2 separate regions of the Homo sapiens genome follow, and region 1 is linked to region 2. Evidence: chromatin contacts called from ENCODE Hi-C data. All regions are on one chromosome and are shown on one strand. The core of a region is the stretch at or near the end of the contact, and the rest is flanking DNA. Distances in the headings are between cores, read along the strand shown.

Region 1 (2,907 bases), core at 41-2,540, 180 kb before region 2:
TGAGACTCAAGCCTGCCTGGCCCTGCAGATCCCTTCCTGGCCCACGTAGTCACCGCCTGTGTGGGTACCTACTGTTCTGGTGTCGCCCATCACTGGCTTCTGGGCTTCAACAGGAAAGGTGGGCTGGGAGCCCAGAAGCCCAAGTGGCCTCCCCGACAGCGTCCCTGACCTAGCGCTCAGGCCCACAGCTCCAAGACAACCAGCATGAGCAGCCCAGGGGGGGGGCTCCACTACAGGAGTCCCTTGACAGCACAGGAGCTGAGCCTCCTGGGTCCAGCTTGCGACCCCAAGCTGGGAGCATCCCAGTCCTAGAACCTCCATGCACTCAGAGATTCCGGCCCAGGGGTAGTGTGGAAAGTCCCGGGACCCAGTCACCCAGGGTTGTGAGCTTGGAGAGGGAGACGGGAAGAGTGTTCCAAAGGCACCCAGCGCCCGCTCCCAGCCAGCATCCGGCCCTTCCAGCCTCGGGCCGGGCTCGGGGAGCTCCACGCCCCTCTCCCCTCTCCCCTGCCCTGGGCCTGCAGGTTCCTCCGCGGTGCTCTCCCGTCCAGAGCCCTGCTGATGGGGAAGTCCGAAGGCCCAGTGGGGATGGTGGAGAGCGCCGGCCGTGCAGGGCAGAAGCGCCCGGGGTTCCTGGAGGGGGGGCTGCTGCTGCTGCTGCTGCTGGTGACCGCTGCCCTGGTGGCCTTGGGTGTCCTCTACGCCGACCGCAGAGGTGAGTGCGGGTGCCCCGCCCCCGCCTGTCCCCGTGCCCGCTCTCCGCGCTCGCCCCGCTGCACCTGCTGCAGGGTCCGCCTGCCCCCAGCCCGAGCCCGCCCGTCAGATGGGGCAGGTGGGTCTGCACTGGGCACCCAGGGGCTCCCGGGGCCGAGCTGCGGACTCAGAGGCGGCGGGAGGGGCACTGACCTGCAGGGAGCCCGCGGTCCCTTCCAGAAAGCTCTGCCCCGGCCCCGACTCCCGCGCGCTGCTTCTGCAGCTCCGCACCCGCCCGCCTCCGCCTCCGCCTCCGCCTCCGCCGGACTCCCGGAGGGTGGGGGGCGCAGACCCGTCGCCCGCCCCTCCGCCCACCCCCTCCCTGCCTGGCCGCGCAGCCCCGGCTGGGGACCACCGGCGTCCGTGTCCCTCCCGCCGCCCGGGCTCACCTGGCTGCCTCACTCCCCCGCTGCCATCCTGCGGAGAGACCTGAGGGTCCTGCCGCCCCCGCCCCGCTCAAGGCCGGGTCAGGTCACGGGACCACGGCGGGAAGGGGCCAGTCTGGGGTCCCACGGAGACAAAGGCGTGGCCAGGGCTGCTCGCTGGAACCTCGGGCTGTCCCGGGAACACTCCCCCCGCCCCCGGCTGTCCCGGGAACACTCCCCCCGCCCCCACGCCGGCCCCTCCCTTGATCTCCCCTCTTGGTTCAGGGGCTCCCAGGCACCCGTAGACCTGGTCACCTTCCAGCCGCCCCTGCCAGCCCCTCCGCAGGCACAGCCCTGGTCCCTCTGAGACCGGGCAGCGCGCACACATCGGGGAGCAATGCTCACCCCCGGGGCAGGTGCGTAGGGCGCTCCCACCGTGGCAGGCACCGGACTCAGAGCTCATGGCGGACCTCGCACCCCAGGTCCAACAATGGGGCGCCTCAGCCTGTGTTACTAGAATGCCCCCTCATGTCTGGAGCCCTGCGCACTGCCTGGGACCATCCCTCCACCCCTGCGGGAGGCTGTGTCTGTGAAGCAGAAGTGGGTGCTGCCTGTGGATGTGCAGGGCGTCCCGGCCCGGGGCTGCATGGCTGGCCACTGTACAGTGTGGCTGCTGCCCAGACCGCAGCCCCTGGCCCTCTAGGGTCTCCCCTGGGACAGAGGGGTCCTGCGACCTCCATGGGCGGTGGGCAGTGGGGGAGGGAAAGGCTCACTCACACTGAGGAACCCAGAGCCCAAGGGAAGCTCTGTTCAGAGCCTGCTGGGCTCAAAACACCTGCTTTCCAGGCTTTCATAAAACAAGGCTGACCCCACACACACCCCCAGCTGTGGGGTAGGAGGAGGCCTCTCTTCTTCTGGGTCGTGCCAAAGGGCCTGAGCCCACCCATCCCAGAGAGACCCTCCCTGCCCAGCCAGGTGCCTCGGGAGTGCCCCACGGTGCCATGGATCTCAGCAAAGCCTGCCTCCACCCACTCCAGTGTGGAAACGGGCCCTGGACCCCCTCCCTCCAGGGCGGCAGAGCCCTCTGTTCCCCGTCAAGACCCCCCACCAGGAATGACCCCACAGCTGACCTTGGCCTCAGTCCAGGATTGTTTGTGGAAGGTTTTCTAAGCAGTTATTATCATTTATTTCTGTGTATTTTCTCATTTCCATTATGACTTTTTCATTGACTTATAAGTCATTTAGAAATTTTTTTAATTTCCAGACATGAGTTTTTAGTTACTTTTTTAAAATTATTGATTTCTAACTTAACTGTGTTGTCAGAAACCATGGTTTATGCCATTATTTATGTGGTTCTTTCTTTGATATTTGCTGGGCTTGCTTTGGGGCTAACACTTGATCGATTTTATAAATAAGCCCTGTGTGCTGCGGAATAGGCTCAATCACCAAATGCTGAGTGATGGTGTCTATCTACATCCACTAGATCAATCAAGTCTTCTACATATTGGCTCTTTTTCCATTCTCTTGATCTCAAAAGAATGAAAGATTTGGAAAGATCAAGAAAATGATTTCTTAAAATCATGTACTGAAGTGTGTATGCTAAAATCTTGCACTAAAGAATCACCCGTTCTTGTAGTTACATCAAATCTTACCTAATTTACCTATTTAAGGCGATATTACTATGTGAACGCAAATTTAGGTATGAATTATAAAATTAGTTTCATAAATTTAATATTGTAGTAAGATACACATATGAAGTTAATATATCTTTCACTTCGTGAAACTGTGT
Region 2 (2,964 bases), core at 19-2,518:
AGTCCTATTTCCAGACAGCGTGTGCTGGGTGGCCGAGCCACAGCCCCTATGGCAGGGCCAGGGCCAGGGCTGTGTCCTGGGAGCCGACATCCCTAGCACAGGCGGGGGTCCCACTGCCGAGCTGTCCCTCCTTCTCTACAAGTCACCTGCTCACCCTCACAACCACTGTCACCCCCTTTTCACAGATGAGGAAACTGAGACCCAGAGACACAGGTATGTCCCCAAAACCCACAGTCCAGCAACTGGTGGGCGGACAGGTGGGGATTTGAGCCCAGGCTGGGGTCCCACGTGCTTGGCCTTGAACGCGCCTGGTCCAAGGGTCTGGAACCTGGGATGCAACAGTCAGCAGGCGGGGAGCGGGGGGTAGGCGGGGAGCGGGGGGCAGGCGGGGAGCGGGGGGGCAGGCGGGGAGAGGGGGGTAGGCGGGGAGCAGGGGGGCAGACAGGGAGCGGGGGGCAGGGGGGGAGTTGGAGTTGGAGGGCAGGCCGAGTGGGGGGCAGGTGGGGAGTGAGGGGGAAGGTGGGGAGTTAGGGGGCAGGTGGGGAATTGGGGGGCAAGCGGGGAGTGGGGCCAGGCAGGGAGTTGGGGGCAGGCTGTATAGGGCGCAGGCTGAATAGGGAGGCAGGCCGAGTTGGGGGCACTTGGTAACGAGCTCCTTTTCTGTGTTCTGAATGCCGCGGGAAACATCCCAGACGGCCCAGCCCATCTTCACTTCATGTAGAGCAGAGGCTCTGAAAAGTGGGGCACGTCCTGGTGAGCTAACGAGGCACCCAGAGGACCGGCCGCCTGTGCTGGAGGCCCACGGGGAGGGAGGGAATGGCTGGGTGTTTGAACCAGCTCTCGAAGGATCACATTTTGCAGACAAAAACCAAACTCCCTCCTGGGAGGAGGTGCCCGATATCTGCCCCCCCGTCGAGGCCCAGCCAAGAAGGGGACAGCAACGGATGAAGCCACCTCTGCCCAGGGTGCCTGTTCCTGGACAAGCCTCAGGGGACGGGCCCAGCTGGGAGGGGCCGGGGCTCCTTGAGGTGGCTCAGGAGACCCCAGGGGAGCCAGGGAGACACTGTATGCAGAGAAACAGCTTCATTCACCCACTTCCCCAGGGCTGAGCTTGGCGGCGGCAGCCCAGTCCGAGGCCAGCCTCCCACTTATGCATCAAAGACAACTGCAGCTACAGCTGCAACTCAGTTCTGAGGGCTGTTGGTTCCCCAGAGAATGACTGAGTTCCAGGGAGCGTCACGGAGCAGGGGCAGGACGGGGCGAGGCTGGGGCAGCCACTGTCCCTGAGAGGTGGCTAGGCAGAGCTTACAGGCAGCCACACAGCCCTGCCCATAACATACTACTGCTGGCTCATCTCAGCAGTGAGTCCATTGCCCAAGGCCACACAGTTGCAGATTTGGGATCCAAGTCTGCCCAGCTCCAGAGCCATGTCCTCCACCCCAGTGACACCACCTGGGCAGAGCTGCCCCACCCAGGCCAGGCAGAGGCTGCTGCAGACCTGGTCCCCCACCTCACCTGACACCACTCCCTCAAGTGTGGGCCTTGACACCCTGGTTTGCTGGTTGGTTGGTTGGTTGGTTGGTTGGTTGGTTGGTTTTGTTGAGACAGAGTCTCACTATGTCACCCAGGCTGGAGTGCAGTAGCACCATCTCAGCTCACTGCAACCTCTGCCACCTCCCAGGTTCAAGCGATTCTCCTGCCTCAGCCTCCCAAGTAGCTGGGATTGCAGGTGCTTGCCACCACACACAGATAAATTTTTGTATTTTGAGTAGAGACAGGGTTTCACCATGTTGCCCAGGCTGGTCTCGAACTCCTGATCTCAGGTGATCCACCCGCCTCAGCCTCCCAAAGTGCTGGGATTACAGGCATGAGCCACCGTGGCTGGCCAGACGCCCCAGTTTAAAACATGTATTTCTACTGAAATAGCTCCAACCTCTGGGTGGTGGGGGGCGGGGGGTGGGGGTGCTGAATCTGCATTTTCCTCCGTCCAGGGGGATGTGAAGCTGCTACAGCTCCGACCAGGACTCCCAGACCCATCTGAGCCTCCTCAGAGCAGCTGGTGGGGCCTGGAGCCTGCAGAGCCACTGATCCTGGGATGCGTTCCAGGGCCCAAGCCCACGGCCCTTTCCCCGCGCCAGCAAAGGAGCCACGTACAACAGTTTGACGAAACGAGCATTCTGGAGGCCCCAGGTGCCTTCCGGGGCAGCAGTGATGTGACTTGTGGTTGGGAACCAGGAGCAGCCGCTCCCTAAGAATGGAGTGAGGCCCGTCCAGGCCTCCAGTACCCCTCTTGGTCACCTGTGGAGCCAGGACCCCACCCAGGGAGAGACTGGATGGTGGGGAGCCAGGAGGCTGCACCAGGGGGGATGGTGGGGAGCCAGGAGGCTGCGCCAGGGGGCCTGTGGGACCTCAGCAGCGTGAGCTCCAGGGCCTGCCTCGGGCGGGGGTGCTGGGGTGGAGCACACGGCCACAGTAGGGGGCTGAAGGGCGACCCCCGACAGAAAACACATCCGCATCCCAGAGCCTGTGAATTTGGCCTTATTTGGAAAAAGGGTCTCTGAGGGCGTGCTCAGTGAAAGGCCTGCGCCGAGGAGATCGTCCCGAATGACCCAGGCAGGCCCCAGATCCTACAGGACAAAGGAGACTCGAGGCGCAAGAGAAGACGGAGAGAAGGGCGAGGGAAGACAGGCAGAAGCAGGAGGCGGCCACAACCCAAGGGACGCCAGAGCCACCAGAAGCTGGAGGAGGCCAGGAAGTTCCTCCCGGGGAGCCTGCAGAGGGAGCGCGGCCCCACCCACACCCTGACCTCAGACTTCCAGCCTCCAGGACTGCGAGAGAATAAGCGTGCGGCGTTTTTAGTGGCCAGTGCACGGCAGCCGGTCCCAGCAGCTGCAGGAAACACACCCCTCCATGTCGTGGTGCTCCAGACACCCGGGGCACCTGGCGCTCCAGGAGGGCAAGGGC

Evidence for each region. A loop is a pair of places that touch in the nucleus more often than their neighbours do.
Region 1: a map of HAP-1 shows a loop between it and region 2 (2.3-fold over the local background). The contact joins the promoter of MMEL1-AS1 here to the enhancer-like site in region 2. A Hi-C loop is called at or near these places in 4 of 168 maps with a recorded cell type or tissue (HAP-1, heart right ventricle and stomach).

The regions. Positions count from the first base shown.
Region 1 is chr1:2,627,139-2,630,045 of GRCh38, reverse strand. MMEL1-AS1 (MMEL1 antisense RNA 1) reads right to left here and starts at 1,290. Exons shown (of 3, transcript NR_183343.1): 1 at 1,143-1,290. MMEL1 (membrane metalloendopeptidase like 1) reads left to right here. Exons shown (of 24, transcript NM_033467.4): 2 at 525-715. The coding sequence starts at 562. RefSeq lists a silencer at 482-776.
Region 2 is chr1:2,448,132-2,451,095 of GRCh38, reverse strand. It overlaps a transcript of PLCH2 not described here. Among named protein-coding and RNA genes, the nearest start is that of PLCH2, 27 kb to the left of the region's middle. RefSeq lists an enhancer at 2,652-2,946. Within about 2 kb of position 1,268, at least 3 of the 41 ENCODE cell types and tissues checked have a DNase peak (open chromatin) inside an H3K27ac peak, as active enhancers do.